Regions from separate parts of the Mus musculus genome. Here region 2 is linked to region 1. A link is a loop called in an ENCODE intact Hi-C map of the cell type or tissue named here. Cell type or tissue: gastrocnemius. All regions are shown on one strand. Links, peaks and the distances in the headings refer to the core of each region. The heading gives the core; the rest is flanking DNA. Region 1 overlaps Etl4 (enhancer trap locus 4). Region 2 overlaps Etl4 (enhancer trap locus 4).

What was found. Peaks named below come from ENCODE experiments on the same cell type or tissue, not always from the same donor. Only the 100,000 strongest peaks of a DNase experiment are listed, where the experiment ranks them.
Region 2: it touches region 1 in a loop (5-fold over the local background); 18 of 42 quality-filtered maps call a loop at or near these places.

The regions. Positions count from the first base shown.
Region 1 is chr2:20,665,601-20,682,227 of GRCm38, reverse strand. All of the region lies in intron 4 of Etl4 (enhancer trap locus 4), which reads right to left. Among named protein-coding and RNA genes, the nearest start is that of Arhgap21, 290 kb to the left of the region's middle. In gastrocnemius, for the core only: a CTCF peak has its summit at 5,645 (motif pointing left); DNase peaks (open chromatin) are centred at 5,641, 8,787 and 9,036.
Region 2 is chr2:20,773,257-20,789,883 of GRCm38, reverse strand. It overlaps Etl4 (enhancer trap locus 4), which reads right to left. Exons shown (of 22, transcript NM_001081006.1): 11 at 11,683-11,858; 12 at 8,812-8,942; 13 at 7,939-8,086; 14 at 4,384-4,840; 15 at 1,273-1,456. Among named protein-coding and RNA genes, the nearest start is that of Arhgap21, 190 kb to the left of the region's middle. In gastrocnemius, for the core only: CTCF peaks have their summits at 9,910 (motif pointing right) and 11,750; DNase peaks (open chromatin) are centred at 9,930 and 11,748.

The DNA.
Region 1 (16,627 bases), core at 5,254-13,253:
CCAGGGCTACACAGAGAAACCCTGTCTCGGAAAAACCAAAACCAAACCAAACCAAAACAAAACATCTACTAATTGACAAACTGCTCACTGTATACCTGCCCTAGATTAAGACCATTATAATGGAGTCTCCATTGATTTTTACAACTATTTCATGACATAAGTGTTTATAGGAGAAGCTCAGAGATAGGAGCAAATGCCTAAAATCACACACCAAGCAAATCCTGGAATGTGGACCAGCTGCTGTTAACATCATTACACGGTTTGCTTCCCCTTACACTTTGTAGTCTCTGTTGGAGAGGTAGAGGGGCAAGCTGCAGCCACAAGGGAGAATGACAGAAAAAAAGAGTTGAGTAACTCCTATAGACATGTCCTGGTGTGTCTCCAGTTCAGGTTTGGAACATTCATGTGACCAGCAGGTGGTTATTCATGTATTATTTAAGGCAGCTTTTTAGTATAGCTACCATTTTCAAGAAACACCCTATTCCCTTTCAAACTGTCAGATTCTGTAGATTTCTGAAAGAGCCAGACATACTGATACTTTTCATTAAAACTCTCTAAGTCATCCAAACTAGAAGTTCTTTCTCTTTTCATACAGTCACTAAAAGTGGAGCTTATGCTGGCCAGGTGGCTTCAGCATATAAAGGTGCTTGCCCTGTAAGCATGACGACCAGAGTTCAATCCCTGGAGTCCACAAGAAGGTGGAAGAGGAAATCAATATTTACCCTCTAAACACCATGGCATAAACATGTATATACACAGTAATAATATTGCATAAAATTAAGAGATGGGCTGGGCTGGGCTGGTGAGACGGAGCACTGGCTGCTCTTCCAGGTCCTGAGTTCAATTCTCAGCAACCACATGGTACCTCACAACCATCTGTAACTCCTGTTCCAGGGATCCAATACCCTCATGTAGACATGCATGCAACACCAATGCATATATATATATATATATATATATATATATACATACATATATATATATATATACATACATACACACAGACAGACAGACAGGAGAGAGAGAAAGAGAGAGAAATGGGCAGTGGAGATAGGACACCTGGGTTATAATCCTAGTTTTTCTGGTCAACATATTAGACATTGCCAGCAGAGACAGTGGTAAGTAACTGTTAACTACTAGAGTCCCATCTGTATGCATGTTCTGAGTTAGAGCTTTTACACATATGCTATGTTCCAGCACAAAATTTTACATAGCAGGAATAAATATCAAAGCATACATATAACTCAAACTATTCCCCCATTTTTACAGCTAACACCCTAATTTCACTGAGACTAATGTTTCTCAACCTGTGGGTGATTACCTCCTTAGGATCGCATATCAGATATTCTACAATGTTGGATATTTCCATTTCCATTCATAGCAGTAGCGAAATTAGAGCTATGAAGTAGCAACAGAATAATTTTACGGTTGGGGGATGTGGAATTATAATAGTCTTAGTAGTAGGAAGGTTGAGAACCACGGCTCTAGATGATTCTAAGACTCGCTGCTCCTCTGTCTATGTTCTCTTTAGTCTATTTCAAGCCTGGTGGCTAGAGCAGCTTTGAAGCCTGATGGGAAGTCGTGGCTCAGTGCTTATGAACACCTCTCCCCCATGGTGGCCACCGCAATTGGTCTTTCCCGTCTGTTGTCCCATCTCCCACCTCTCCTACTGCATCCCTCACTTCTCTGCTTCTCGTGGCAAGACCTTTTGCCAATGATCCTCCTGCTTTTGCTTGAATGCTCTAGGCTCATTCTCACGGCCCTGCGCTGTCCTCCCTCTCCCTGGGATTTTCTCTCTGGCTCTCTGTGTGGCTTGCATCTTCATGTGGTCCAGGTCATGTTTCAGATGCTACTTTCCCCTGCCTCTCTCTGTCTATCTCTCTAGAAGTCTCTGTAACCTTTACCTTGCATGGCTTTCACAGAAACACAACTGTCATACATAGCTTATACATCCCCGGCTTGATCAAACATAAGTTCCAGAAAATCAGATGGTTATGGCTCTTTCCTGATTGTTGCCAAAGGTATCAAGCCCTCTGAGTGCTACATAATTAGTATGAATTTCTTAATGCATGATTTCCTGTACCTACTTTGTAGAGTGACATGAATATCACAGGGACTAGGGATGTGGTGTGTGTGTGTGTGCACGCGCATGTGTGCACGTATGTGTGTAGTTATGTGTGGGTTTGTGATGTTCATGGAAGTCAGAGATCAATTGTGATCAAATGAGAAAGTCAGACAGCTGGGGTCCAAAGAACTTGTACAGAAGATACTGTGCACACTTCTAAGTCCATCTATGAGGGAAAGCTGAAGGTGGCGTGAAAAGATGGTTCAGAGGTCAAGTAGAGATCAAAAATAGGCACAGAAAAGAGAGATGGAGAGACAGCCCATCAGGATGTCTTCCAAACTCTTAGCAGGGCACAGAGCCATCTACCTCACAAGGGCTGTGCTAGTCATGTGTGCAGAGTTCCTACAGATGAAGATTAGGATCTGAGCCTGGTCTCTGCACTCTTCCACAGGAGTCCTCAAGATTTTCTTACACAAGGAGAAGAACAACTCACATTCTCCATAGGGACTAACAGGCCCTCGTATTGGGTTACATTGAAATAACAGGTTTTGCTTGCTTGTTTGCTTTTTAAACAAGGGCACGCTAGTGCCTTAGAGCTGTTCTGGGACCCTAGACCAAACAATAAATACTCAAATTTCAACCAGATTCTGACTCAGAAACCAAGGAGAACCAGATACAGTGGCACAGCCTCATAGCAGCATGACTTCGGAGGCTGAAGCAGGAGGATTGTGAGTTTGAGGCTATCTGAGGTATACAGCAATACTCTTTTTAATAAGGGAGGAAGGAAGGAAAGAAGGGAGGGTGGAAGGAAAGAAGGGAGGGAGGGAGGAAGGAAGGAAGGAAGGAAGGAAGGAAGGAAGGAAGGAAGGAAGGAAGGAAGGAAGGAAAAGGAGAAAGGGAAGGAAAAGAAACTCAGGAGGCCAGGTCAGAAAGATGAAAGGCAAAATGCCTGCCGAAGTTGGGGAGTGAGGGCTGTGAGCCTGACGCCAGAGTGGGCTTCTCTGAGTAAGATACTTAAAGCAGGGTTGTTTAGGAAAGCGGGAAAAGTAGGGTCTGATGACCGGAGAGAGGTCTGACGAGTGACAGGTCTCCTGCTACTATAAGACTCTGCTGAGCCTGTCAGGGGTAGGTTGCCATGGGCTGCCGGCTGGAGCGGCAGGAAGGCCCACATGGCTGAATCTAAGCAGATCTTCATCTGTGAAGTCTTTGCTGTGTGTATATTTTAAAGTCAGACCTTACATGTGACTTCAGTTATGCCAAATTCTTTAAATACAAGAACCAGATTTCATTTATATATATTTTAAATAACTCACAATGGCACCTTTCACGGTGCCAGAAAGCAGGCAGACTTTTAATATAAAAGACACAAATTTGGGCGGGGGTGGGTGGGCAAAACTTGGGAGGGACACAGAGGAAAAAAATGTATTTTTACTATTACTTTATATTGTTGGAAGACATTTAGCTAGAGATGTCTTAAAGCCAATTAACACCTCAGCAAAGTCTGAAAAATGGAGATGTTGTAGGAAATATAATGTTTAATGATGTTTTCAAACTATTGAGAACTCAAAACCTGACAGGACGAAAACAGCAACTTGCCCTGGTGGGGCACGGCTGAGTCCTGTAGATGCCAATGATTGTTTGCTGAACGTGAGGATGGAGCCTGGGAGCTTCCATAAGAAGAGAGTTTGTAGGTAACTAAGGTTTCAGTTTTTCTCTGGGCTGTATTAAACTTCCAGTCTGACGCAGTGCACAGGCATAGAAGAAGCTGGGTTAGAAACCAAGGGGACGCTTGATGAACATAGCCTTAGTGTCTGGAGGAAAGACACACTTTGTTTATGGCAACTCTGGGCTGTTGAGGAGAGAAGGCAGGCAAGAGAGGTTTGAACTGCAGAAATACATCTCAAAACTCAAGACCAATATGTTGTCAGAGCGGGTTTCTCCTGAGCTCTGGTCCCCGTTTTCCATGGATTGGAGACAGCTAGAAAACAGGGGAGTTTCATCATTTTGCTCTTCTTATGAAGATTCTAGCCACGTTGGAATAGGATCCACCTTTCTGACCTCTTTCTAACCTAGATCTTGACTCCAAACACAGTCACATTCTGAAGTTCTGGGGGGATAGGATTTAAGTAATTCCACATATAAGAGCTCCTAAGAGCCTCAAGAAAGTGAAAGGGTCATGTGATGGGGCCCACCTGCTGTTGTGTTCAAAAGCAGCTATGCTAGATGGAAATCTCACCCTCTAAGATCTTTGAACAGGGCCTTGGCTCCAGAACTAAGGCCTGCTTCATCTCAGGTCCACATCACGATGCTCAGTGGAGAAAGTTGAATGGAAAGTAGACCAGAGGACGTACACGCGGGTCCTGCAGTCATGCAGAATGTGTGCCTTCCTGTGTTCTTAGCACACCATCTGAAATACGAGAACCTGCCAAGAAGCTGTTTCCTGATGTCACCTGGCAGCCTGCTAGACACCACTGCCAGGATGAGAGCACCAGGGAGCACCTGCTCAGGTCCATGACATAAGATGGGCGTGTGCCCCAGAGGGATTTCTAGTATTGCACAGAATAAGCAGTCTTTAAGCTGGTATGAAAATACATGTGGAAACTCTTACGGAGTTAGAAGAATATAAAAGGTTCCATTGGGAAGCCAGCTTTTAGAAAACAAATTAGTTTGACCAGGAACTTTTCATTAAAGGAAAAAAATGCATGCATTATCAATGGCACCAGGGCCCAATGTATAGTCCTGATCCAATGGGCATATACACAGGCCTGGCTCTAGTTAAATGAAAGGGGAAACAAAATCAGAGGTTAAAGATCTGAGCCACCAGTATGGTGGTGGGAGTGTAGACTAATCAGATTGTATTATGTATATAATCAGGTATATGTGTGAAATTGGCAAGGACTAACTAAATTATCTCTTTAATGGAAAAAAGTAGCTATAATTAATCTTGCATTCACAAAGATAACAAATTCTAGTGAATTGCCCTGGGGAAGGAACGGAAGAACTGACTAGCCCTCTGCAAGGAGTCCAACAATGTTACTTCTTATTCTAACAAGATCGCTGCAGAGCAGCTGCCAATATAATGTATTTTATTGTCTTTTTTTACAGACAGGGTTTCTCTATGCAGCCCTGGCTGTCCTAGAACTCTCCCTACAGTCCATGCTGGCCTTGAACTCACAGAGGCCTGCATGCCTCTGCTTCCATTCATATTTTCACACTAGCTTAAAGACTATTCTGTGCAATACTAGAAATAACGCTGGGGTGCAAACCTCTCTATGTCACTCAAACGGATCCTGCTTGATGCTGGCAGTGGCATCCAGCAGGCTGCCAGGTGACCTCAGGCAGAGCGCTAAGATTGCACCACCGTGCTTTAAGACATCTTAAACTCGATACTTCTAATGCCACTGATAAAGAGATCTGAGGCTGGCCGTTGGTATTGTTAGAACATAGTCAAGGGGCAGGGGAGATGGCTCAGTGGTTAAGAGCACTGGCTGGTTTTTCAGAGGATATAGTTTTAATTCCTAGCACCTACATGGTGGCTCACAACTCTGTGTAACTCCTGTCCCACTAGACCCAGTGCCCTCTCCTGGCCTCTTGTGGTACTGCAATATGTGGTGCACATACAGGCAGGAGAAACACCTATACACATTTAAAAAACAAACCTCCCCCCAAAATACAGTCAAAATGTATGGTGGCATACACCTGTAATCTCAGAATATGGAGTTTGAAGTTATTTTTCATTACCCAGTGAGTTCAAGGTCAAACACATGAGAGCGTGTTTCAACAAAACAAAACACTGGGATTTTGTCACGACAGAAGAGATTCTGTCTTCCATCTTCTTTTGAGATCCAGAAGTTCAACGCGCCTGTCTCCCAAGTGTTCTTCTCCAACAGAAGTGCCTTCCCCTCATACAGAATCCATACTGATAGCTCAGCACCAATCACGTGAGGCATTACTCCTTCTCTGTATCTAATAAGATCCACAGAAACCTACAGCTCCTTGGCTGCACCCTTTGGCCAGAGTGATATACTATCATGTCATTGGGTTTTCAATTTTTAATATAAAGATCTATCAGCAAAATAGCCTTGTAAAGAAATCATTGAAATACAATTACTGCGTAAAGGGATCTTAAGAACATTAACATATTATTGTTTTTATCATAATTTAAAACATTTTCATCCTAATGAGCTGGTATAGACCTTTTCTGAAGTAACAAAACCCACTTAACTCACTTCAGTTAAAATAACTTAACTCACCTTTCTCCTTTTGTCTGCTTTTTCATCCTGGTTAAAGTTACAGCAATTATCCTCATCTTAATTTCCTGCTACACATACTACATTTAATTGCTTCTTGTAGAAATACTCATTTAAATGGCTTTTAGAATTGTATTGTTTTTTGATTAAGTCAAGTCAAATTTATTTTGGATCTAGAAGGATAAATAACATTATTTATTTATTATTTGCCTTGCTGGCTTCCATGTTGTCTTTGAAACTTTGAATTCTGTTTTAAGTAAATATTTTTTTTTTTACATCTGAGAGAAAAAAGCCAAAAACCAAAAACCCTTGGCTAGTGATCTGGGTTAGAGTGAGACTTCCTAGCTGTAATACAGAGAAAGATCTACTTCACATTAATTTCAAGACTAATTTTCCCCCTCTGTGGAGTTTTGAATTTCTGTTTCCTTTCATTTATTTCAGTCTCATGCCTGCATCTTCAACCCTGAAATGTTCTATGTAAATGTTATTAAATGGTGACCAGGCTTACCGACATGCTGGCTGCAAAAGCATGGGAGACCTGTATCTTCCCGGGGAGCCTGCTCAATGCTCGAGACTACCATGTGCCTCATCTGTGACCCACCAACATTCTAACGGAGCGCTCACATCAACCAAAACTGCCTTCCAAGTCAATGTGTTTCCTAGGCTTGCCTGCCTACAGAGCCATTATGGAAGTGTGCGGTCTTGGTTTCTTTACTGTTGCTATGATAAACAGTGACAAAAGGTGAAAGGATTTATCATGATCTACAACCACTGAAAGATTCAGTCCACCATGGTGGGAAAAGCATGCCAGCAGAGGCAGAAAACTGTCTAGTCATGCCGAGGAGGTAGAGTGAAGGGATGGGGCAGCCCTAAAAGGTTTCCGCTCTGCACTCAGGGACCCTCTTCTATCAGGCCCTATCTCCCAAAGATCTCCCCAACTTCCCAATTAGCCTAGGATCACACGCTCACACCTAGGCGTTTATGTGGGAGGTATGTCACAGCCAAACTATAAAAGGCATAGAACTTAATAATTACTCTGAAATCCAAAAAAATCAACTCTAGAATATCAACCCGAGTTTTACCAGCATAAGATTTTTAATATCTAATTGTATTTTCTTTGAGATAAGACCTCCCTGTGTAGCTATGCCTGGCCTGGAACTCAAAGAGTAGATCAGCCTGAACTTGAATTTATATAGATCCTTCCTCCTCTATCCCCAAGTGCTGGGGTTAATGGCTTATGCCACCATGCCTGGTCGACTTGCGTAGGTGCAGACGCATCACGTGGCTACACTGCTTCTTGTAAGCATATTCATCCCTAGTTGGATTTGGTGCAGTAAATCTATTTGTAGAATCTGTCCACGTTTCACTCACCTCATACTGGTTCCCAAGGCACAGCCAGTGGTGAGCTTGAGTCCCTGTGCATAGGAGTTCTGAAATAGTCACACTGGAGGCTCATTACCAGCCCCAAATCCACATTTTATTTAAAATATTGACTCAATTTTTCCCCCAGGACATTTATTTTACCAAATGTAAGAAAACTAAACGCCAACATTTTTCTTTTTCATTTAAATCTTTTCATAGAATATATTTTGATCATATTCTTTACCCTCCCCCAACTCTCCCAACCTATCTATTCACCCAACTTCACATTCTCTCTCCTTCTGTCACAGTCTCTGTTCCTGTCTCGCTTTCCCTCTCTCCTTTCTTTGTCTCTCTTTCCAAAACAAAACAAAACAAAATAAATAAATAAATAAATTCAAACAAACAAATCAAAAAGTGCACTGAAAAACCAAACGTCATTTGTCTTGACTCAATGCTCCTGGGCATAAGCGACCCTGGAGTGTGGCTGATACACCCAGAGACACCTGGAGTGTGGCTGATACACCCAGAGACACTGCGTTAGAGAAAGTCAGTTTTCCCTCTTCCAGCAGGCATCAAGTACAAATACATCCATGGTTGGATTAGCACTTTGCATATACCCCTCCTCTGTGCAGGGATTTTGTCTGAGTTTCACTCACACACTCTCGTGTGCCCTGCCACAGTCTGAGTTCATAGGTGTCTCAGCTCTGCTATGTTTGGAAGATGTGGTTTTCTTGAAGTCGCCATCATCTCTGTCTGTTACAATCTTCCTCCCTCCTCTTCTGCATGGATCCCTGAGCTCTTAAGGGAGGTTTTGGTAAAGTCGTCCCAATTAGGGCTGTGTAAGAGCTACCATTTTTGTTAACCTAAAGCAGCTTGTTTTATAGAGGAAATTTTTTCATGACTGTATAACTTCTCTTTCTTTTTTTCTTGTTGTGCAATTCAATATATTTAATGTCTCCTGGGCTGTGTGTAGAGTTTTACTTTATTTTAACTATTTTATTTCACCTTTTATTTTATTTAGCATCAGGTCATGTCATGAAATTGTTATCTTTGAGAAAGCAGGAGGCTGCTACTCAACCCACTTGCAGTTCACTGACCAGCCTCTAGATGGAGGCAGTCTGCACCTAACAGTACTTGGAATGAAGCTACAACAGCAACACAATATGTAAATAGAGAAAAACCAGTCAGCATGCAAGTGCAAGCAACGGAGTCGGCTGCTAGTTAAGGCCAATACAAACTTATCAAGTGGTTTACAGAAATAGTAAATTGGATTTTTACTGTAGAATGGGCTACAGCAGAATCGGCCAAAGCAGGAGCTCCTTGCCATTCCGGGCAGGTGTAACCTGGTAGGAGCTGCCAGCAGTGTCCCAGTACCTGGCCACACCAGATCGTCAGTGCTATAAAAATGGACACCTAGTACCCGAACCACACAACCACACCAACCTAGCGATGGATGGGGACAGCGGCAGAGGACACTAAAAAAACCTGAGAACATGTTCAGCTGATGTGCCACCCAGCACTCAGACCCTAGCACATGCAGTGTGGTGGGACGACCCATTTTCCTGCCTCAGCAACAGAGTAGGCACACATTGAGGAGATAAGAGTGTGCAACTCACACCCTCACCTTAGCTACCCACTGCACTACTCAGGTCAGGGCCTTGAACCTGACTCTCTAGGAAACACTCCAGGACTTGCTTTAACAGTGGCCAAGATGATCAAGGATAGACAGACCCAAAGTTATTCATCTGCTACAAAGCACTCTTTTTTTGTTTGCTTGTTTTTCGAGACAGGGTTTCTCTGTATAGCCCTGGCTGTCCTGGAACTCACTCTGTAGACCAGGCTGGCCTTGAACTCAGAAAGTCTGCCTGCCACTGCCTGGCTTATTGTTTTTAATTAAGTGGATTCACATGTTTCTGTGTGAAGGTGTGCAAACAAGAACACAGGTGCCCATCCATTCTGGGAATTCCGAGCAGTGCAGACAGTATATGCTCCCAATCGCTGAGCCATCGCTCCAGCCCAATACAGCACTGCGTTGCAATCACTGACAGTACTTGGGAAAACAAATGTCGAAATGCTTTAGATATTAGGCTCCAGGTGATGGCTCAATGGGCAAATCACTTGCCAAACAAGTACAGGAGTCTGAATTCAAATTCCCCAGACCCACGTAAAGGTTGCGAGAAGTAGTATGTATCTATAATTCCTCTGCTATCACAAGGAGATGGGAGGCAGAGGAGAATTCCCTGAAGCCTGAAGGCTCCAGGTGGTATGGTACACACAGTAGTGAACACACCACACACACTCACAAACACACACGCGTGCACTTGCACGGGCCTGAGTCCTTTCAGTCACCACCCCACACTGGTGGCTTCCACCTTTGGAGATGGCTGATTTCTCCCCCCTCTCCCCTCCCCGGTCTTGCACCAAGATGCAGACTCTGATTCCCTGGACCTCTGTTCTTTAAGTCACCACAGGGAGCAATCACCATCAAAGCCAATGCCTTGCAGTAGAACCGCCATAAACTCAGCAATCCACCCCCACCTGATGAATTTGGTCGTCATCTGGACTAAACCCTTCTCTACTGTTTTAAATGGTTTTTGGTTTTTCAGTCTATATTTACAGATATGCAGGACCTCTGCCGGGCTTACTCAGGGCTGCTCTCTAAAGCAGTTCTTCTGGAGTCTGGTCCACCTTCCAAAATCTGGCGGTACCCAGAGGAAGCTGCTGATGCAGTTCTTATTTTCACAGAGCCTCATTTGCAAATTCCTGAGGGCACACGGAGGGGTGGGGACATCTTGTGGCTACTCCTTCCCCAAAGGCCAACTAAGGAGCAGCCAGACACCAACCCTACTTTCTCGATGCTGCATTCCAGACAGGCACCATGATTAAATGGACACCACTCCGTCATTAAACGGCAGACCTAATATCAGTGGGGTGATTTTTCATGGAAATTATTTAAAAAAACCAAACTCTACGGGACAGTGTTTTTCACATTTGTGGGAGGGAACTAGCTTTCTTTTAATCCTTTCTAACCTCTGAAAAGAGGGTGAAGGAGAAATGTCACAAAGTTCTGTTGAGAACTTCAGCGAGTGAGTGTTTACTTAGATGGCTGGAGCACCTGACGGAAGGCAAGTCTGAAGGAAAGCTGAGGGCATCGGAACCTGGCTGAGTACATTTCTTTCTTGGTGCTGCTGTTTGGCCAGCCCTAGGCATGAGGTAGCCTTGTTTGGCTATCATCTGACTGGGACTGGCTCTCTCTCTCTCTCTCTCTCTCTCTTTTTTTTTTTTTTTCAAGACAGGGTTTCTCTGTGTAGCCCTGGCTGTCCTGGAACTCACTTTGTAGACCAGGCTGGCCTCGAACTCAGAAATCCGCCTGCCTCTGCCTCCCAAGTGCTGGGATTAAAGGCTTGCGCCACCACGCCCAGCTCGGGACTGGCTCTCTTAAATGATAAGTTCATACCTTTCATGCCAGGAGTGGTCTCTCAGCATCCACAGTGGACTAGAGGCAAGATCTCATGAGACACCACAGTCTAGTGATGGAGGTGCTTGAATGCCTTGAGTAGAAACTGGTGGAATCCCCTGACCTCCAAACACCTAACACAACCTGAAAATCTACTTAAGTAATTATTATATGTTAAGGAACAGTGACAAGGAAAAGAAAGTCTGTGCATATGTGGCACAGATTCAACTTATTTTTTTTCAAAGACTTTTATGTTAGGGCCAGGCAGGGTCTTGGACATGCTGGACAAGAATTGTACTACTGAGCATTATCCACAGTCCTGTAATAATTCTGGCCTGTAGCTGGTTATATCAAAGGATTCAGAACTAGCGAATACAGAGAACCGCTTATATTTATGGCTATGTGAACAGACACAACGAATATACATACATACATGCATTTATGTATGCCCTACTGCTTTTAATTCCTCTCCAAATACATGTCCTAAGAGTCCCTTGGAGAATAAATCATGCTTAGCCCCTCAACATCTCTCTCACTGTCGAAATACTCAGAAGCAACATAGAATTATTCACATAGAATAATTATAAACACAGCAGGTTTATCTCTGGGCAAATGTGTAAAGGCGGAGGGAGTTTGAGGTCTGTCCACTTCAGAGTCCACCATCAGGGTGCCAAGCCTCCACACAGCACATCCTGAGAACTACAAAGACAAAGTATGCTCCATATAGAAGTATAATGCAGAATAGGTTTCCCCACTCAGCCTGTTGAAGTGTGCATAAAAGTGTTGCCCATTCCCAACACCCAGGGGCTCCTGTATTTGAAAGGTGGTCTCCAGCTGTTTCTGGAGGTTATGGATCATTTAGGACTGTGACAGGGAGCCTCCAGTCCACATCACTGGGGGTGGAATCTGAAAGTTTATAGTCTCACTGCATTTCTGGTTTACACTGCTCCTTGTGCGCCACTGAGATGTGATCTCTCAGTTTCCTGCTCTGGCCAGCTGCTGTCATGTCTCTCTGGTGTTATGGATTCTCCCTCTGGAACCACAAGCCAAAATAAACTCTTCCTTACACGAATTGCTTTTGTTCATGATTTTTTGTCACAGCTACAAAAAGGTAACCAGGACCAGGCTCTGTGGCCAGGGTCAGACAGCAATGGCATCTCACATCCCTGGGTAACATCTGAAGAGGCAGTGCTGTAAAATCAAGGAGCTACAGGTACACAGCAGCCTCTAGTGCAGAGCTCAAGGCCTCTACAAATACCTTAGCAGCCACAACATTGCCTCGATCTCATGTTTTTGAAAATCAAGAGTTAATGCAAAAGCCCATGCTGGGAGCTGAAGAGATGGCACAGCAGTTAAGGGAGCATCCTGTGTGTGACCTTAGAGAACATAAGATGACCACTGAAATACCTTGCTAGAATTGCACACTGGGGATCTTCCGCTAAAAGGTTGTGCTGAACACTCCCTTTCCGGAATGAAGCAGCAAAACAAGCTTTACAAGGAAGCCCCGACCTACAGAGGCAGATGCAGGTAACAACCAAAAAGGTTTTAGTTCCCTCTTCTGGTGACTAAGACTTCACCTCACCTGGGGCCATCAATGCTGCTTAGGAACTTTGGGAAGGTCTTGAAACAATTGCCCCTCCGGAAGGGAGAGGCTAATTACCATTTCTAAAGGGGGGAATGAAAAGGTCAGCATAGGCCAACAATGGGCTTAAACCAACTCAAGTTGTTACCTAAGTCTACCCTTAAACTGTATAAAAAGTGTGTGCTTAGGAGATTCCTGGTTGCAGGACAGTCCCAGCGCACTGGATCAATAAACCTCTAGCTTGTTGTATCGATCTCCATCTCTGTGTTTCTGTGAGTGGGACATCCTGGATGTAAGGCTCTTCGGGTCTTACACCTGCTCTTGCAGAGGGCTTGGACGTGGTTCTCAGTAGCCATACTGGGTGACTCACAATGATCTACAGCTTCAGCCCCAGGAATCTGACACTCTTCTGGCCTCTGCAGGCATCTGCATTCAGGTGCAAGTGTGTGTACATACAGACATAAAAATAAACCCTATAAGAGTTACCCTTAAAGGGATCTACAATGAAGCCGAATTAAAAAACCTCCTCATATGATCTATAATCCTGCTATCTGGAATTTATTCAAAGAAGCCTACACACAGATGTTCTCAATGAAAGACCCACAACGTGAGGACTCCCCCACGTTCTGACTCAGGAGGGGCAACACCCCAAATCACTCACGAGAAATGGTCTCGCCGCAAACTGCAAGAGGACTTTTATTTCAAGAGCACTCTCGGACCCACCGTCATACACCACGCAGGGGTAGAGGACCATGGCACCCCAAGTAGCTCGGTAAGGGGGTATTAAAGAAAGAAACCACAACTCAAGGAGGTGGGGAGGGTGTTGTTGGAAAATACCAAAAATACCAGTTAAGAGTCACAAGGAAGTGCAAAGTCACAAGAGTCACAAGGAATACCTGGTAATTGTGCGGGTTATTTCTCAAGGCAGTTTCTAAGAGCCCCTAACAATAGCACATTTGCATAGAGGGTTCCAGCAAAGGTCAGGGTGGGTCAGGGTGACTTTCTTTGAATGAACACTCCTTGAACCCAGGAAGCGGGTGGGTGAAGGAATGTAGCAATCTGTTTTATGATTAGCATACCTTGGAACATTGAGTCACAAAGGTCACATTCTCAAGCCTGGGCCTAAAGGCCTAGAACTTTGCTTTTACATTATACTTTTTCATCAGCAGCTTTATTCTATTTATAACTATCCAAACTTGAAATCAACAAAGATGTTTATCAGAGGGTGTCTTAGTTTGGATCTTACTGCTGTATACAGACATCACAACCAAGGCATCTCTTACAAAATACAACGTTTAATTGGGGCTGGTTTACAGGTTCAATCCATTATCATCAAGGTGGGAGCATGGCAGCATCCAGACAGGCATGGTGCAGGAGGAGCTGAGTTCCACCTCTTGTTCTGAAGGCAGCTTGGAGAAGACTCGATTTCAGGCAGCTAGGATGAAGGTCTTAAAGTCGATGCCCACAGTGACACACCTACTCCAGTAAAGCCACACCTCCTAATAGAGCCAATCCCTGGGCCAAGCATATTCAAACCATCACAGAGGGTGAATATGGATAAACTGACTGATCTAGATGATGGGATATTATTTAGTGCTAAAGGGAAATTAACTACCAGTAGCAAAAAGACATGGAAGAAAGTTAAATGTGTATTACTCCACTATTAATCTGAAAGGGCCAAAGTGTCTCTTTTTATTTATTTTTTTGTTTTTTGAGACAGGATTTCTCTGTGTAGTCCCAGCTGTCCTGAAACTCATTCTGTAGACCAGGTTGGCCTCGAACTCAGAAATCCGCCTGTCTCTTCCTCCCGAGTGCTGAGATTAAAGGCGTGCGCCATCACTGCCCAGCTAAGTTGTCTCATTCTTTTTTTTTTTTTTAAAGACTTATTTATTTATTTATTTATTACTTGTAAGTACACTGTAGCTTCAGATACACCAGAAGAGGGCGTCAGATCTCATTACAGGTGGTTGTGAGCCACCATGCGGTTGCTGGGATTTGAACTTCGGACCTTCGGAAGAGCAGTCGGGTGCTCTTGCCCACTGAGCCATCTCACCAACCCCAGTTGTCTCATTCTTAATGTAGGATGTCCTAGAAAAATCAAACTCTAACAACAGTGAAAGGAAAGCTCACTTGTGGTCAGGAGTTGGTGAGGAATGAAGGTTAAATGGGCAGACTACAGAACATCTTTGGGGCAGAGAAAATACTTTCTATTATGTACAATGGTGACTTCTCCTCACTGCCTGTCTGATCTAAGAGCATGCATAAAACCAACAGTACGCTCTAGCAGCAGCCAGGTGCTGTCAGTGGTATTGACATGGCAGGGCAGGGCTATCAGGTGGGCCACTATTCCTGGCCTAAAATGAACAGATGATAAAAATTATAGCCAGGTGTGGTGGCGCACGCCTTTAATCCCAGCACTCGAGAGGCAGAGGTAGGCAGATTTCTGAGTTCGAGGCCAGCCTAGTCTACAAAATGAGTTCCAGGACAGCCAGGGATATACAGAGAAACCCTGTCTCAGGAAAAAAATAAATAAATAAAAAATAAAGATCAAGGTAATGGACAAACTGATGCATTTGTATCAGTAGCTCTCAACTGTCCTACTGCTGCAACTTTTTAATACAGCTCCTCATGTTGTGGTGACCCCATGCCATAAATTATTTTCATTCCTACTTCATAACTGTAATTGTTGCTGCTGAGCGGTACCTGAATTCCTAGGACCATCAGAAACATGTGTTTTCCTGTGGGTGCTACCCACAGGTTGAGAACTGCTGATCTAACTGATAATATGTTAGGCGGATTCATTAAAATTTTCAACTCTAGCCGGCACGCATGCCTTTAATCCCAGCACACGGGAGGCAGAGGCAGGCGGATTTCTGAGTTTGAGGCCAGCCTGGTCTACAGAGTGAGCTCCAGGACAGCCAGGGCTACACAGAGAAACCCTGTCTTGAAAACGCCCCCCCCCCCCATCAATTCTGACCAATATGACAACACAGAGATACTCAAAGACACACAGCGCTTCCAAACAGCACCAACAAGGGCTTACTTACAAGGCCATGACTCTGAGGCTGGGGTGGAGGTGGGGGTGGGAGGGGTGGGTATAACAGCTACACTTGTAGTCCTCTGTACTGGGACTCGGGACTGTGCTTCTGTGCATCTTGTGTTAAATAAGACCAGACACAAGGGGATTTCTTTAATCAAGGCAAGGCTGAGTAAGGACCTTGGAAAGGAGAGTGCATGTGCAGGCTCCTGGTGACTCAGATTTTCCCTCCATTCCATAGGCTCAGCAACCCCAGTCAATTGTACCCTGGGCACTAGGTGCATCCCAGAGGAAATTCCTAAATTGGCCACAAGGAGGAAGTCGAGGGCAGCAGTAACATTGCTGACCCAAAAGCCCTCATTTTCTGAGGCCACAGCCTCTCTTTTGACCAACTTCTTATGTCTCTCATCTCCTGTCCTCTCCTCTTCCTGAGTCCTTTTGTTTCTCTCCAGAAGTTGGAAAATTCTATGCTAGTTGAATTCACTAGGTAACGGATTGAACCTCTTGACTATGGGTTTATAGGCACTCTGAAGAAAAACTGGCTTTAGACTGAGGCTGAGCAGTTTTCACAAGCACAGGGAACCACAAATGTTCACTCAGTAATCCCTTAAGCAAGACTTTGTTAGCCTCTTCTCTCTCTCCGGGAGGAGGGGTTCCCCTGCAGGGCAGGTATCCACCTGCAAGGCCAGCTGCCCTGACAGCCGAAGGAAATTCCTCCCTTGAAGACAAAGGGTCCATTATCCAACAGGCTCCGTTCCCAGGGATAGATAGGGGAGGCACACAGGAGTTTCTTATCTTTACTTTATTTGGCAAAACAGGCGGGGGGGGGGGGGGGGGGGAATCTTCACAGAGACCTGACATCCCCAACCCACCC
Region 2 (16,627 bases), core at 5,199-13,198, 110 kb before region 1:
GAGGACTGTCTTGGCTTTGAGCATCCATCCAAGGATGGATGGATTGTGAAGGTTGACAACAGAGGTCTATCTTCTGGCTGACCAGCCTAGGACAGGTCTGTCTTCCCACTGCTCTGTGAGAGCAAAATCTCTACCTTGACTAAGCTTCAGTCAGGCCCCTTTAGCCTCTTTCTTGGCTGCACCCTGACCTGGTCACTGAACATAGTTTTAGTAGACACTTTTGGTGTTGGCTTAGCAAGGATCTCTCCATCCCAGATACTTCTCTCTTATTCATTGTAATACTCTTCAATGAATCTTTCCCTGCTATTTTAAAGAACTACCTACTGAATGATTTCTATTTAACAATGATTGAGGATTTGATGTTCAAAAAGTACTTCATATCTACCCATCCTTCTCACTATCTATGTAGCTTAACAATATACCTACTAGGATTTTATAAGACTGTACAATGATATTTCTCTCTCTCTCTCTCTCTCTCTCTCTCTCTCACACACACACACACACACACACACACACACACACACACAGATAGAAACCAGCAATAACAGCTACAGGTGACTGCTACATATTCTTGGTGCCCTTGCATTAGTGAACTACTTCCAAGAATGTAGTTTTAAAAAGGAAGAAAAAGCAATATACTGAATAAAAACATTCATGGTGGTAGCTGAATAATTTATGCAGGAAGTTTTTAATATGAAAGTGAAAAGGAAAATTAAGACATTATCCTAAAATGTGTGGTGTATGAGTTATGTAAATAAGGAACAATTATAAGAATATGTGACATTGACAGATTGAGAAAAGATTAGTAACAAGGAGGGCAGTTATACAAGGTAGAAATATGATGAGATGGCTCAGAATTAACTACCCCTCCAGTGTCTTGATTTCTTCAGGAAGTTTACTTGTATAGAGATTGTAGTGTGTGTGTGTGTGTGTGTGTGTGTGTGTGTGTGAGAGAGAGAGAGAGAGAGAGAGAGAGAGAGAGAGGGAGAGAGAGGGAGAGGGAGAGGGAGAGAAAGAGATCCATGGCCTACACATGGAAGTCAGAAGACAACTTGGAGGAGTTGGTTCTTCCCTTCTATTACATTGGTTCTGGGAATGAAATTGGGTCATCAGGTTTGGTGGCAAGTGACTTTGTCTTCTGAGCCAGGGATATCCATCAGAAAGTAAGATATGGTCCTCTTGTCCCACAGAAACTTCTGTGGTAACCGGACTCTGAATTGAGGACAGTGAGCGTGAACATGTCTAGAAGGCCTTCTGTGGGCTGGTTCTCACCTGACAGCTCCAGCTTATCCCCTGCCGCATCTCCCTTTGACACTGGGCTGGAAGCTGGGGGCATCTCCAGGTTTGGAATTGACTTCATGATGTTGGCCTGAGCTTCCTCCAGGAGCTTCTCGAACTCCTTTCCGTTATAGTGTTCCAGATTTTGCCTTTTTTCTTCCCATTTCTTTTCTGCCTTCTAAAGGAGAACAACAATGACAGACAGCTTAAAAACTGGAGAGAAGATTTAGGTGAGAGATTTCATACTGAAGTGCTGAAGGGGTGTATAACAGCATGTCATGAGACAATGCCCTTGTCCATCTGAGTCTGCCTGTCTCCTCATTTCTATCACATTGCCAAGGTGACACTCATCCACAGAAAAGCTATCTCAGAAGCTCAAACCTGCCACTGGTGGCCACTCAGCAGTTCCCATACACTTCTGCCAATGCTAAATTAAAATGGGTATGGATGCTGCTTTTCAAAGGTGTTTTCTACTATAAAACTTTGTTTTCTAAATTTAACTTTCTTTGCAAAAGGAATGTTTAAAAAACAGAAACACAAACCCACTCACTCACTAAGAACCACAGTATAAATCTATGTCTTGATTTTACAATGCACTCAAGTACTGAAATATCATATGGTATTCTATTAATATGTACAATTTTATGTTTTTATATATCAGTTGCAAAAATAAATTGAGGTTAAGAAAAATTCTTTGTCTCAATTCTAATTCTGCTCAATATTTACTATATGACATCTGGGCCATCCCTTCTTATAAAATGGTATTTGCTTAGACCATTTATAGTCAAGTTTCATGATAAAGACTCATGTAAGTATTTTAAAACACCCTTATATTATTAAAAGCATATTATCCTCTCATTTTCACAGAAAGCTGAATTCCACTCCATGAGTAGTGTTTACTCATGATATAAGAAAATAAGACTGCTGGAAACATTGTGTCCTAGTAGATCTTGTGGGCCAGTGAGATGGGGCATTTGCTCAGGGCTTACAGTATACAGACAGACACTTCCCCTCCTCCACTGCCAGACTCCTGTGTTTTCCTCCCTAGCACTGACCACCTGGCATGTACTTGGTGAGCCATAAACAGGTTAGCCTGGCTCACTGGCGACCCAGAACCTATGATGGATAGTAGGGATCAGTGAATGAATAAAACATACCCGATTTGGCAGTGGCCCAGGGATAAGGAGGGCCCTAGGCATCTTCAGAGAGAATTCCTACGTATCCTTTCACAACTTGAAATATGTACATCTTATTGATAATTATGCCCATCAGGCTCATTAGTAGATGTTTATGAAACAAAAATGTCACATTGACATCCTTTAAGTAAGAGAATGCAACCTTCCTACACCTCACCCCGGTCCAGTGCTGGGGACAGAGTCATGGTCCACCAACTGCCTTCCATTCCTTCCTCAATAAGCAATGTTGAAACAGGTGACATCTATCAGTATGCAGATACTACATGTGGATTGAAGACTACTCCACGTCTAGAGGCTACATGAGTGTGGCCATGGCAGTTTTAATATGGCATCCATACACACCCCATGTTATCCTGGTGATGTGTGAGACAGGGAAGCACGTATAAGACAGGGAAAGTCAGGTATGACCAGGTTGTTGGTGACAGAGTGGAGGAAAGGCTCTGAAATTAGGGGAACGAGAGAGCTAGGGAGGGAAACAAAATATATTTAAAAGAGTATGATTTTTTAAAATGTCATGTGATTTGTTTTTTTCAGTGATGGGGAACCCAGAAACCAGCATATGCTGGGCAAAGGCTTTGTTGTCCAACTCGCACCTCAGCATCTGACTGTGTAAACCAGGCTGGCCTCCAACTCCTAAAGTTCCTGCTTAAGCCTTCCTACTGCTGCAATTCCATACGATGCCCACTGCTCCAGTTTCATTCTTAGACTGCTACAATAACTTCCCAGTCAGCTCCCTCCATTCCAGACACACCATCCTAATTGACTCTATGTAACATCTCTGGATTATTTCCTAAAGATACCATTTTGAAAGGGCAATGGTCAGATCTTCTATGTATCTCTAAAATGTTCCCCAGGGAACATCAGTCATTATTTTTTGTCTTCGGCCTTCCTTCTCCAGCATTGTTCTCTAGAACATCCTCCTCAACACCTGTCCTGGTTAGTTTTTTTTTTTTTTTCTCTTCCCAACTTGTCAGAAGCTAGAGTTCTCTGGGAAGAGGACCCTCTATTGAGAAAATTTCTTCAAAAGATTGCCTGTAGGCAAATCTGTAGGACATTTTCTTAATTAATCATTGATGTGGGAAGGCTCAGACCACTGGGGGCTGTGCCATTCCTGGGAAGATGGTTCTGGGGTGTATAAAAAAAGTAGGTAGAGCAAACCAGGAAGGGGTGCTCATCCAAGCCAGTAGCAGTGCTCCTCCATGCTTTCTGCATCAGCTCATGCCTCCAGGATTTTGCTTTGAGCTCGTTCCTTGAGTTCCCTCAGTAGACCGTGACCCAGAACCTGGAAGCTAAATAAACCCTCTTCTCCCCAAGTTGCTTTTAGTCATCACAGCAGCAGAAAGCACACTAAGACAGCACTTTCCTTGTTTACACAGGTTCTAGTGACTTTCAGGACAGAGGCAAACTCTCTCCAAGTTTGCCTTTAGCATGGTGGCTGAGGTTACACTGGCTCAGAAAACTCACTGCTCCATTTCTCTGTAAGCCCACACTCAGCCACCTCCTATGAGCATACCAGTTCCCAGATCTGCACTCATGGGTGCTGGCATATTCTTCCTGTTAGGTCTTTCTCCATGAGAGCTGGCTGTTCAACATTACCAGCACTCCAGGTTAGAGCTCATCTTCTCACACCTGATGGCCTTTCTCTCACCCTAAACTGTATTCTTTTTTTCTACAAAAATCTAAAAACAAACAACAAAACCCCAAATATCAATAAAAAGCTATCTTTAGTCAAACTATATATTTGATTCATAGTGTATTCATGTGAATACACAGTCACACACACACACACACACACACACACACTGCATATACATTCATTGGTATTTAAATACACAACAATCAGAATATAAATTCCTTGCAGGAAAGGGCTATACTTATAGGATTGTAAGAAATGGAAATAGGACTCTACCTCAATGGACACTGCCCTGTTCTTGGCACTCACACTGTGAATTTCCTCAATGAACAAGCTCTGCATGGAGGAACCATTCACTGGGGTCTGAGGGGACTGGGGGCCTGGAGCTGACTGGGCAGAGGTTACTTCCTGTGTGATTGCTGGAGGGCTGGCTGTGTGAGGTCTGGTTCCTCCAGGCAAGTTCTGGGCTGGGTTCATCAAGGCTGAGGAGTGCTGGGAAGGTTGCATGACCACAGGCGAGCTCTGTACATGGTGAACTGTCATGGTGGATAGGGGCACCACTTCTGACTTCACATCGCCAGGGCTTCCAGTGCTACAGTGGAGGGGTTGCCCAGGGGCATGGGCTGTCTCTTCCTGATGCTTCAGGACCTCTGCAGCTGTGGCCTTCTCCATGGCAACATACTGTGCAGCCTGGGATGCATCGGTGCCTTTCAGGAGCCCATCAGTGACATGCCTAGAAAAAACCATGCACAGCAGTGTTAAACAGTGCTGACTCTCCCTCCGTGCCTTCTCTGTGATATATCTGAATGCCATGCTTCAGTACCAGATCAGATGAAAACATTAAAAAACTCAGGAGCAGTTCAGGGGTGAGGGTTACCTTGACAATCTTCCAAAGCTATATAGTTCTTCCTTTGAAAGATGAGAGAGAGAGAGAGAGAGAGAGAGAGAGAGAGTCTGTCTGTCTTTGTTCATGTGTGTGTGGAGTCAGACACTATCTCCCATCTTGTCATAGATGGACTCATGCTATTTGTACCTGGTACTACATGGATTCTAGGGATCTGAACTCGGGTCCTCATGTTTTGTGGCAAGTGCTCTTGTCCACTGAGCCATGCTATCGGCCCCAAGAGATAGTCTCTTTTATGGTAATGGTATTGTGTCCAGACAAGACTAGCCCCTTACTGGTGTTGGTAAGTAGAAGTGAACACACGTCTAGTAATAATTACTCCTCCATGTGACCTAGCCTGTGAGGCCCCCAAATGCACTCAGTTCTCACTCAGAAGCTTCTACAAGCTTTCTAACTCTTCTTAGACTATGAGACTTATCAGTGTGTATTATCACCTTGTGGCTATCTTTCCCTTTAAGTGGACTCAATCAAGTCCTTCAAATTCAAGGCCAACCATGACTCTAAATTGAGGTATGTTTAGACCCCCATCCTCCTTTGTTTTGGTGGTCTCATTTTTCTTTTTTTGCAGTGCTTGGGGTGGTACCCAGGACCTCGAACAAATGTTCTACAACTGATTTATTGGGTTTTGAGACAGTCTGTATAGCTCATGCTGACCCTGAACTTGTGATCCCTCCTGGGGGGCTGGGATTATAAGTATGCACTACCTTGCCTGACTCTTTGGGAGACATTCAAAGCAATGTGCCCATTCCCACACTGGCTTCAGTAGAAAATACAGTAGATCTTTGGAAGTAGACACAGCCCTGTGTTTGTATCAGTTGTAACATGTTCTGGAATTCAAGAGACATTGCCATTTTTGAGTCTCAGGTACTTTGATATAATGTATTGGTGGCAGTAAAGATGGCACCTTCTTATAGCTGGGCCTTGTGGTGGACAACCTTAATCCCAGCACTAGGAAGGAAGAAGCAGGCCAATCTCTGAGTTCAAGACTGACCTGGTCTATAGAGTGAGTTCCAGGACAGCCAGGGCTGCACAGAGAAACTCTTTCTAGAAAAACAAACAAACAAACAAACAAACAAACAAACAAACAAGCAAGATAGCCCCTCTTGGGCGCTTCAATCTCTGAGTCTTTGAAGAGCTTAATCATGCGATCCCGTCTTCTTCAAGCTCTGATTTCCCTGGTTCTAAGACAAATCCTGACAATGGCAGTGTTGGGTATAAGAACACCCTGTAACTGTTTTCCAGAAGAGATGCTGCTCCCTCAGGCCACTGTTTTCCTTTAATGAGGCTGGCTTATTTTAGAGTTCAAGGTCTATAACATTTGGGCAACAGCTTAACAAAGAAGTACTTTAACCCATTTCTATTGTTGTGGAGTAAAAAAGTCACTTGATACGTGAAAATGAATGACCTTTTGGGAACCTGGATGGTCTATGTGGACTTAGAATTCCTTTGGCATCTGGGTTTTCTGCAGTTGACTATATACCTGCTTCGTGGAGTTATTAGTTGGGGTTGGTTATTGCTAGAAAAGTCAACTACACTTCCTATGATTAGTAATCCACTTTATCTACCTTAAAGTTAGCTGCATGCCAATGAATTCTCTTCTACACTTGATAGAGCAGTGGTTCTCAACCTTCCTAATGCTGTGGCCCTTTAATACAGCTCCTCACATTATGGTGAGTCCCCAAACATAAAATTGTTTTGCTACTGTAATGAATTGTTATGTAAATAACTGATATGCAGGACACCTGATAATATGACTACTGGGAAAGGGTTGTTTGACTTCCAAAGGTTGAGAACCACTGTGCCAGGGCAATTACAGCCAGGAAACAAAATTTTTACAAAAGTTTCTGACATACCTGATATATTACTTCTGCCTGGAAGGAAATCTCTCTCTCTCTCTCCCCCTCCCCGCCTCCCCACTTCTCTCCCCCTCCCCTTCTCCTCTCTTCCACCCCCCCCCCCCCATGTGTGTGTGTGTGTTGGTGTTCATGGCTGAGCACATCTTAGGCAAGTGTTCTACTACTGAGCTACACCACAGCCTTTGTAAGCATGTTTATGCTGGGTATGAGATTCATTATTCATTGAAAGCTACAGATCAGACAGTGTTTTCTCCAGATCTCTCTTCACAGGAATGATCTTTGATGAGCGGGTCCACTTAGGGGTGCTCAGCTTCTTTCCTGGGTGGGACCAGTATGCTCTCAGATACCCTTCCAGTAGATAAACACTTGGCTTAGAGTCTCGATTTTAAGTCTCCTTGCCCTCAAGGTGAAGGAGGCTAACAGTGCTTTAGTTTGTTCTTCATCCATAAACTATTACAAAACAAATAAAAGACTTATTTATGTATTTAATTTTATTTTTAAATTTATTGTTAAGTCTTCAAAATAGTGGGGATCAAATCCAGGTGCATATACTATCATTAAAGCCCAACATATGTATGAGATGAAAATACTGTGTGTAAATCTTTGTTATTTTAATTCATGTGTACATTTATAACACATGATTAATTGTAATAGAAATATGTAAATAAAATCTGTAGTGTTCTTAATCTGTGATGTGATCTAATCGCAAGATTAGAAAAAGAAGTGACAAAAAACTCAATTCAAACTAAAATATTACTTACACCTATAAGTCAGAGTATTCCAACTAGTAAAAAAAAAAAAAAAAGCCCAACATATGACTAGTAATTTAAAAGCCTAGGATGGAGCCAATGCAAAAGTCTATGCTGAGGAATTATACCCTCAAGCCATATTGCAACGAACATTTGGGGGCTGAAACAGTTGAGGGTTCTCCTCAGGATGCCATAAATAAAGAGTGATAAGTCATGATGATACTAAGAGTAGGTTCTTAAAGCCCGTGACCTGTATGTACACCAGCCTTTGAGCGACCCCTCCTGGCAAACCACCCCATCAGGACCATGGCAGTGACATTACCTCCGCAACATCGTCAAGACATCTGTCATGCTCCTCACACGCTTCAGGAGACTGTCCAGCTTGTGTGGCTCTTCCTTCAGGAACCTTACTGCCTCAACTTCTATGCGCAGGACAGCACGCATCTTATTTTGCAAAGTTGGAAATTCTCCTACAGGCCAAACCAGCAGTGATTTTTAGAATAGGAAGGCAGAGTGACAATGCCCACCCCACTCCTGTGACCTAGGGTAGCACAGAGAAATACCAAGTCGGGAAGCAACGGGGTGAAATCTTATGGTCAAACTGAGTGACCTTGGATAAGGTCACAGCCCCTCTGGGTCCATTCCCTGTGTATTATGGATAAGGCTAAAAAGTTAGGGTTTGTTTTCAACGAGTTTGGTATGTCTGTAAGTTCAGTAAAAGGGAAAGTTTTAGTTGTATGGTTTAGTTTCCATCTTCAGCATCCTTTATAAAGGTCCTCTAAGAAGTCTTGAATGAATCTTTTACTGTTTGAAGGATTGTTTATTTATTTACATGTCTATTTGAAACAAAGTATTACTGTTTCCCTAATCTGGTCTCAACTGACTTTAAGGGATCCTCCTGCCTCAGCCTCCCAAGTAGGATGGGATGGTAGGTCCAGATTTGAAAGCTTCTTCGGTTTTTTTGGTTTTTGATTTTTTTTTTTTTTTTTTTTTTTTTTTTTGGTTTTTCGAGACAGGTTTTTCTCTGTGTAGCCCTGGCTGTCCTGGAACTCACTCTGTAGACTAGGCTGGCCTTAAACTCAGAAATCCGCCTGCCTCTGCCTCCCAATTGGTGGGATTAAAGGTGTGCGCCACCACCGCCCAGCTGAAAGCTTCATAAACATTCCAAGCAACACACTTCCAGTGGAAGGCTCACCTTTGAGAGTGGCCACAGCTTCTCCCACTTGTCGCAGGAGGAAAGCCCCATCTTCCACATCTTTCAGGGTCACCACTCTGCCAGTGGAGGAAGAGTCCTTCTTCAAGTCCTCAACAAAGTCCTCCAGCTCACTGTGGGGAGGCAGAGAGCAGATGGAACTGAGCATGGAGGGTCTCAGAAAGGACACGTGCAGGAGCAGGGGCTCTCCCATTTTCTGCTGTGTCCCAGCCCTATCTTAAGCTTCCAAGGAGGAGGTGGGAGCACAGTCGATAGTAGTTTGCTTTGCAATATTGCATGGCTATGTAAGGTAGCAACGGGAGAGCTCTCCCGTGTCTGTCATTTGTGGTTCAGATTGGTCCCGGGTGGGGGTGGAGTGGGCACTTGATACATTCTTAACTTTCAGTTGTATTCATGCCAGCCAAGAGAACAATGTGCACACTTGGTGACCAGGAATGGAGGGAGAGAAAGACAGAGGGGAGAGAGTCCTGATAGATTAGGATGGAGGCAGAAGATGGGGGCTGGGGGTAGCCTAAGAGGGGGGTATGAACCAGTACTACAGTGAAGTGTGTTAGCTCACTTTAGACAACCAGGTTTCTCAATTTTAGTACCTGACATTTTGAACCATATAGCTTCATTTTTAGTGCAGGGCTGTCTTACACAATGAAGGATGTGCATCCTTGGCCCCTTCCTGCTGAGTAGCAGTAGCAAGCAATCACAAATTCCAATAATTTGTGACACATGTGAATGTCCCTTGACATGGTCAAATATCCCTGGGAAAGAGAGAGCAAAACTGCCCTCAAAATCCCCTAATGGATAGCCTCTCTCTAGTGTACCTGACTGTCCCATCATTAATGACTGTCTCTCTTCTCTCACAACTAAGAACTTAGAGATCTGATTTCTGGAGGGAGGGAGGGACGGATGGAGGGGTTGGGATGGAGAGAGAGAACAGATATCAACTCCAACACAGCCAAGTTATATTCTTCCACTTGAAACAACAAAAACAATTTGCCCAGATGTGTTTGTATCCTTTCAAGTTGCCTGCAAATTCAAGAGAAAGCTCTTAAAGGACGAGGGTGCTAAGAAATGCAAGACCACTAGGTGGCAGTAAGTGAATGGCGGCTGTACTTCCTGGCGCCTTAGTGGAGGAGAGGATGGCCTCACAAGACATGGGCCCTTTCCTCTAGGTGAGTGAGTAGAAAGGAGCTAATGCAGCCACAGGAGGGAGTCCAGCAGGGCAGGACATACATTCAACAAGGATGAAGTCACACGTGACACATCTGACCTCTTCTGAGCAGGGGGATGAAGTATTTGGTGATGCCAGCCATTCTGATACAGAAATCTCTGATGAAAGGATGCCCCGTTAGGGTCTGCATCTGTTAAACACACCTGGTGTTAGGTGAGCATACCTACAGGGCACATGCAGCTGCTGCTCCTTGGGGTGGAGCTGGGCCAATCCTTGTCAGACCTCTAAATGGTCCATTGGTGAGGGAGGTTCCCTGGTAGACCAAGCAGTCTCCTGCATTCTTTCAGGCTTTGATGAAGCCCTTCCAAGCTAAGACTCCAGGGCCCCCAGTTCCTTCAACCACCCACAAACTGGTCAATATGCAAATACTCCTCCAAGGAGATGTTCCATGACCCAAAGCCACTCCATCCAGATAAACTCCTATTTTAGTTTCTCTTACCCAGTCTGCCTCCTGCGCATCATATCCCTGCAACCCAAAGTTCCCCAAACTCTGCTCCCCTTTGACGGGCAGCAGGGAACCTCTGACACCATTATTCTGCCAATTCATGTGCTTGTGATTCCTATTTCGAGCTCTGAAGGCCACTTTTATTAATTCAGAGATTGAAAAAGAGACAGTGCTGCTGAAAATGAGTGCAGACGGCCTTTTGAAAGTCATCAATGGGCTTTTGAAATAGGTAGGCTTTGCTCAAGAAGACGTCAGACATTCATGGGGCCTCCAGATTTCAGCATGGCCTTAAGCTGCTTTTTATTCTGCCTTTGTTGAAAAGAAGCCCATTGTTTGTTAAACTGAACTTAGTCTGACTCTTATTAGAAGCTGTTATTTCCAAGTAGAAAACCATGAAAGATATTGACTCATTTTTTTTTTCTGTTCTTTAATCCCCACTTTCACTCCTCTGTCCTCATGTTCAGAGGACCCAAGCCTAACAGTTCTACCAGAGTATTTCTTTTCTGGAATTTAGAAGGAAGGGAAAGGGACAGAGAAGGGCCAGCAAAGAGCAGGCGTTACTTCTCAGTAGCCCTGAGCCAGGTTCTAGAATATCTTACCTAAGCTCGCTCTCCTGTCATACGGATCCACCCAGTTACCCTAGTCTATGTCTGTTTAAGGTATAAGAAACAGATATGATAATATTAAGGAGATATATATGTATTCCATAACTTTTAAATTAGTGTTGTGTGACTGTGCATGCAGAAGGCAGAAGACAACTTTCTAGAGTTGGTTTTCAGGGTCTATTGTGGGCTCCCATGATCTTACAGTCTTTGCAAGCACAGCCTAGACAGGTACCAAGCAGGTCTCCAAAGCAGGAGTATGACCCATAGAAGACACCAAGCCAAGGAGAATGATACCGTTCAACTGTGAGATGTGATTAGGACCATGGACCCAATTCTCCTGCCAATCCCCAACCCTGTGGTTTTCTAAGGATGCCCCACATTTTCCTGGCCCAGAGATATACTGTCATGGGGCCTGCTGAGTTTCCCAGACCTTAAAGGAGGGACAGTTGGGACAAAGATACCAGGCTCAGCAGATCTCTAGCTTACACAATAGGTGCTCATTAAAGAGAGGGAGAGAAATACCAGCTAAGAAGGTCACCCTGTGAACAAAGACAGTTTTTCTCTTCAGGGTGACTCACCATAACTTTTTGACAATCCGCTCTTCTTCGTGGAGGTACTTCTGTCTCTCTTGCTCCACCAGGGTGCGCTGACGCTGTACCGGATCCTCTAGTCTCTTCATGGTCTCCTTCACTTTGTTACTGATTTCCAGCTCAGCCTTCTTCATCATCGCCCTCAGAATCTCCTGGTTCTGCAGCTGTTGAACAAAAGAAATCAGCCTCCATTGGCTTCATCTGTCTGCTATCATGAAGCCTGAATGCCCTGCAGTCTTCAGAAGTGGGCACAGAGAAAACCCACAGCTGAATCTTTATTTCAGTAAGAAAGAGAAGAGAGCAAGGACTGTATACAGGACTGTATACAGGATTGCTTCCTCAGAGAACGGCTAAGTTTTATCAGGCAACTGACAGCTGAACTTCTGTGCCTATAAAAAAGGTAGAGTTTTTTCTAGTCTTTGGCTGCTGTTACACACACACACACACACACACACACACACACACAAACACACCACAAACTCTCACAGACGATTTTATAGAGAGGAGTCAAGAGTACTAGCATTGAAAGCCCAGTGATCAACCAGGCCTTCAGTCCTTGTCTCCCCCCAGACACTTGGATAGGCTTTCTTGCTCTCCGTTTCGCGTTTCTCTCCTGATGTAGAATCTGCTCTCCTTGGCAGAGCTACTCTGAGGTTCTTGTAGATCCTCAACAACCATTGGGTTGACAGGAATTTTTCAGAATGTCTTCAAAAAGCGAATCTGAGCTCTCTGATTTGTTTGGCTTCATGTCTCAACAGTGTAGAATCACAGCTCCTTACCATGTGGCACTACACATTGATGGGGCAATAATGAGTCCAGATGAGACAAAGGCTCTTGGGAATTGACTAATTTCACTGGATTTGACAAAGGCTGCATTTATATCTAAGTCCATAATTTCCATACGGTTTCCGGGATTCACTGGTCCTTCATCACATGGAACAAAGAGCATGCAAGTTTGAGCTACCCTTCAGAAGATGCTTGCCAATAGTTGCTAGGTTTTCATATGTCCACAAAGTGAACACCCTTGATCAGCTTCAGCAGCAATTGTATTTTATTCATTCCACTGTCCCTAAGACACCCCCCCTCAAAAAAAAAAAAAAAAACAAAAACAAAACACCAGAGCAACATTCAATTGTTTGCACTGGTTTCTTGATCCTTTTCCACTACAAGGTATCACCTCAGAGGACTGGGGATGCTGTTGTCATCTGCCCCATTATCTCTTCACACTGAGAGGAAGAACACTTTGACCATGGTGCCACTCTTTCAAAGCCCCATTGTGATCTTCATTATGAGATAAGAGTGAGCTGGGGCCGGGCGTGGTGGCGCATGCCTTTAATCACAGCACTCGGGAGGCAGAGGCAGGCTGATTTCTGAGTTCGAGGCCAGCCTGGTCTACAAAGTGAGTTCCAGGACAACCAGGGCTATACAGAGAAACCCTGTCTCAAAAAAAAAAAAAAAAAAAAAAACAAAAAAAAAAAAAAAAAAAAAAACCCCAAAAAACAAAAAACAAAACAAACAAACAAAAAAAAAAAGAGTGAGCTGGGTCACGTGCAAAGGCACCACTGGGCTCCAGTGTCAGTGCATGGTGATTAACTGGCCAAAGAGATTATAGCTACGGGTTATGGTTATTGGTTTCCGTGAGTGTTGATAAGGAAGTGTGTGTACTGTTCTTGATGACCTCTGTGACTCAGAGTCATGTTCTCCCAGCTTTGCTAAGGTCCCTTCATTGTGCTTCTAGGATCAGTCAGTACAGAGCAGACATGCACCTCCTCTGCTGTCTATGCTTTCCTGTCTACTTTCTTTTCAGATATCTTCCCACATTTCCCATGGTCACATCAACATCCTTTGGTCTTTCTGACTCACCGAGCCCCTTTCCGTCACAGTGACCTTGAGCCTGCTACTTCCACCTCCTGAAATGGCCTTCCCTCCCGCTTGCTAATTTCTGCTCTTGAAAGAGGATCCAAAAACATCTTTTGAATAAATGAACCCAAGCAGCCATACTGTTAACAGAAAGCAGTGGAAAATCCAGACTCTAAGTGGTTGAATTAGGAAGTGTGAGCCACCAGCTTGGATGAGCCTTGAGCTCAGCCTAGCTGTGCTGCAGAGGCTGTGGCAGGTCTATGGGTGACACTGTATACGGAGGTCAACGATACATAAACAGCACTGCCTTCTATGAAAAGTTGGGCTTGAATTCAGGGCCGTGGAGCAAATGCCACAGACTCTGCTGTGTTATGGAGGCACAGTGACTGGAGCTAGATATGCAAGACACAGAGCAATACGTGATTAAGTAGTTGTAAAGGTTGTGGATGAGGCTAAGGAGCCTGTGAGAGACTCGACTGATTTAGCTGCTTTTGGGGACAATCTGAGCATCAGAATGTTTTTTTAAACTTCCTGGGTGAATGTGTTTTACTAGCAAGGACAGCATCATGGTCTAAAGGGTTCATGAAAGGAGAGTTGATATCACTGTGCCATGAGCTAGTTAGTACACACTCTCTTCTCTGCTACACCCTCCTGCTTACACTCCACAATGAAACAAGCTCAGACAATCCTGGAGCAGCATGTCTATCCAAAATATCAAGTATTGCTGGGAGGGCCTTCAAATTGGAATTTGAGAGGTAGCAAGTAGAAATCGCCCCTGAGAGGCCGTGTGACTTGTTTGGGCTTATTTGGTAGTGTAGGCTCAATCCAGCTTAGAGAGAGGTCATTTTACTATGACTCCCAAGTTGTTCTTCTATCTAGACAAGAGTCTTGTTCCAGGCTACGAGCACACTTTCTGGCACATAGTGGATACATCTAATGTAACATTTCTAATGCAGCTATGGATGTCTTGGAAGAAGACAATTGTACATAATATTAGAGTTACTGTGTTAGCAGAGTAGAGGAGCAGCAGCTATTCCTGAGGGCTAGGCTTTGTCTCCTTTCCAGACAGGAGGCATTGTGGGAGTCAGCTGAGGGGAACAGAGAAGGAAATTCTCATGGCCCTGTGAGGAGGGATTCCCAAAGGAAGAAATGCTGAGCTAGTTAGTTTTTAGTCCATTTCCCTACTCCATTTATCCTGTCCTGTTACTGCTATTATGTCTTGGCCATAAGACTGCCCCATTCATCCCAGCAAAGGGAAAAAGAAAAGCAGGGGGTGAGATGTGGGTCCACAGCTCTCTCCTAAACTGCTGTCAGAACCTGAGAGGATTGGTAAGGTCCAAGTTTCAGTTGTTGAAAGAGAGTACACAAGCAGTAAGAGATACATCCTTACATTTTGACACAGTTCCACGAGTCCACAAATGTGCCCACCACTACATGGCATTGAAAAAGAGAGACAACACTTTCTTGTCACTCCAGAAATTTCCTTCATGATCTTTTAAGTTAGCAACCTTTAGCCCAAGGAGAGCATCTGTACTTCTGTCATCATAGAATGGTTCCTCCTGTCCTAGGATATCATGCAAATGGAATGACACAGTCATTCTCTGTGACGTCTGGCTTCTTTCATTCAGTCCTCCCAGGCCCAGTGCAGACTTGGGACTCAGGGCTTTGCATGTACTGGGCAACTGCTATGCCTGTGAGCCACACCCCCAGCCCAGCCCAGAGCTCTTGAGACTCCAGCCATGTTATTTCTGCAGTTCATTTTATGGCTGAGTGACATTCCCTTGTATTGAGATACTGAACAGTTTGTTTTGACTCAATTCTGGTGATCTTGCTAAAGTCGCTTATTTTTAATTAGTGCTTTTGTAGATCTCTTTCGGTTTCCCATGCAATCGTATTGTTTGCAAGGAAGATGTGCAGTTTTGCTTTGCTAGTTCAAATCCTTGATGCATTTGATAAGACAGTGCAGTTCAAAATAGAAGTGAAAGTTGATTTCTTTCCACTGAGTTCTTGCTTTTACTGGGGTTAGGTGTGGGGTTTCACTACCAATAGCACTTCCTTGGGGCTGAGGAAGGTTCCTCCATCCTGGAGACAGCTGAGTCTCCATCACCTATGGAGCGTTCTAGCACAGGTCTCTTGTGTTTACTGAGAGGATATGCCTTTGATTCTGTTGATGAGGCCGAACACAGCTGCTTAGATTTCTATGCTAATACACTCCTATACTTAAAAGATAATTATCTTTTAGTACATTACTGAACTTCACTGCTATTATTTTGTTTATGGCTTGATACGTCTATTTTTGGAAGGGCTGCTGGTCTGAGACGTTCCACCCTTTGGTTTTGTCCCTAGTGTAGCTGCTGGTTACTTCAAGCTGGAGACTTCTAGGAAGAGGGAGTGTCAGTTGAGGAGTCGCATCCATCCGATTGGCCTGTGGGGCATTTTCTTGAGTATTGTGGGGGGGCCCAGTCCATGTGGGCAGTTGTCACCACTGGGCCGACGGTCCTTGGTTTGTATAGGAAAGCAGGCTGAGCAAGCCACGGAGAGCAAGCTGGGAAACAGCGCTCCTCCATGGCTTCTGCTTCACTTCTTGATTTGACTTTCCTTCATGATGGACTGTGACTGGGAAATGTAAGTCAAATAAACACTTTCCTCTCTCAATTGCTTCGGTCATGGTATTCATCACAAAAAAGCTAACCAAGATATAGTAACACAGACTTCATAAAAGAGTTGGCACTAAGTATCTTTTTTTCTTTCTTTTAATTTTTTTATTCTCTTTTCTTACAGAGTCCTCACTCCCACCCCCATTGAGCCTTTGAAGATGATATTGAACTGATTTCTGTCTCATCTTATGGCTGGTTTAAAGTCAGTATTAATTCTGATGTGTGTTTCCCTGGATGAAGTGGCTCTTCCCTCTGCCTGTCTTCTCTATTAACCCTAGTCTTCCAGTATCCTCTGCAGAGTTTCCCTTTGTGTTTACCAGTCTAGGTGTTTACTGGGCTCTTTAGTTTGTGGATTTATAACCTTCATCAAGGTTGGAAGAATTGTACCCACTCTCCTTTGTAATAGTTTCCTTCTC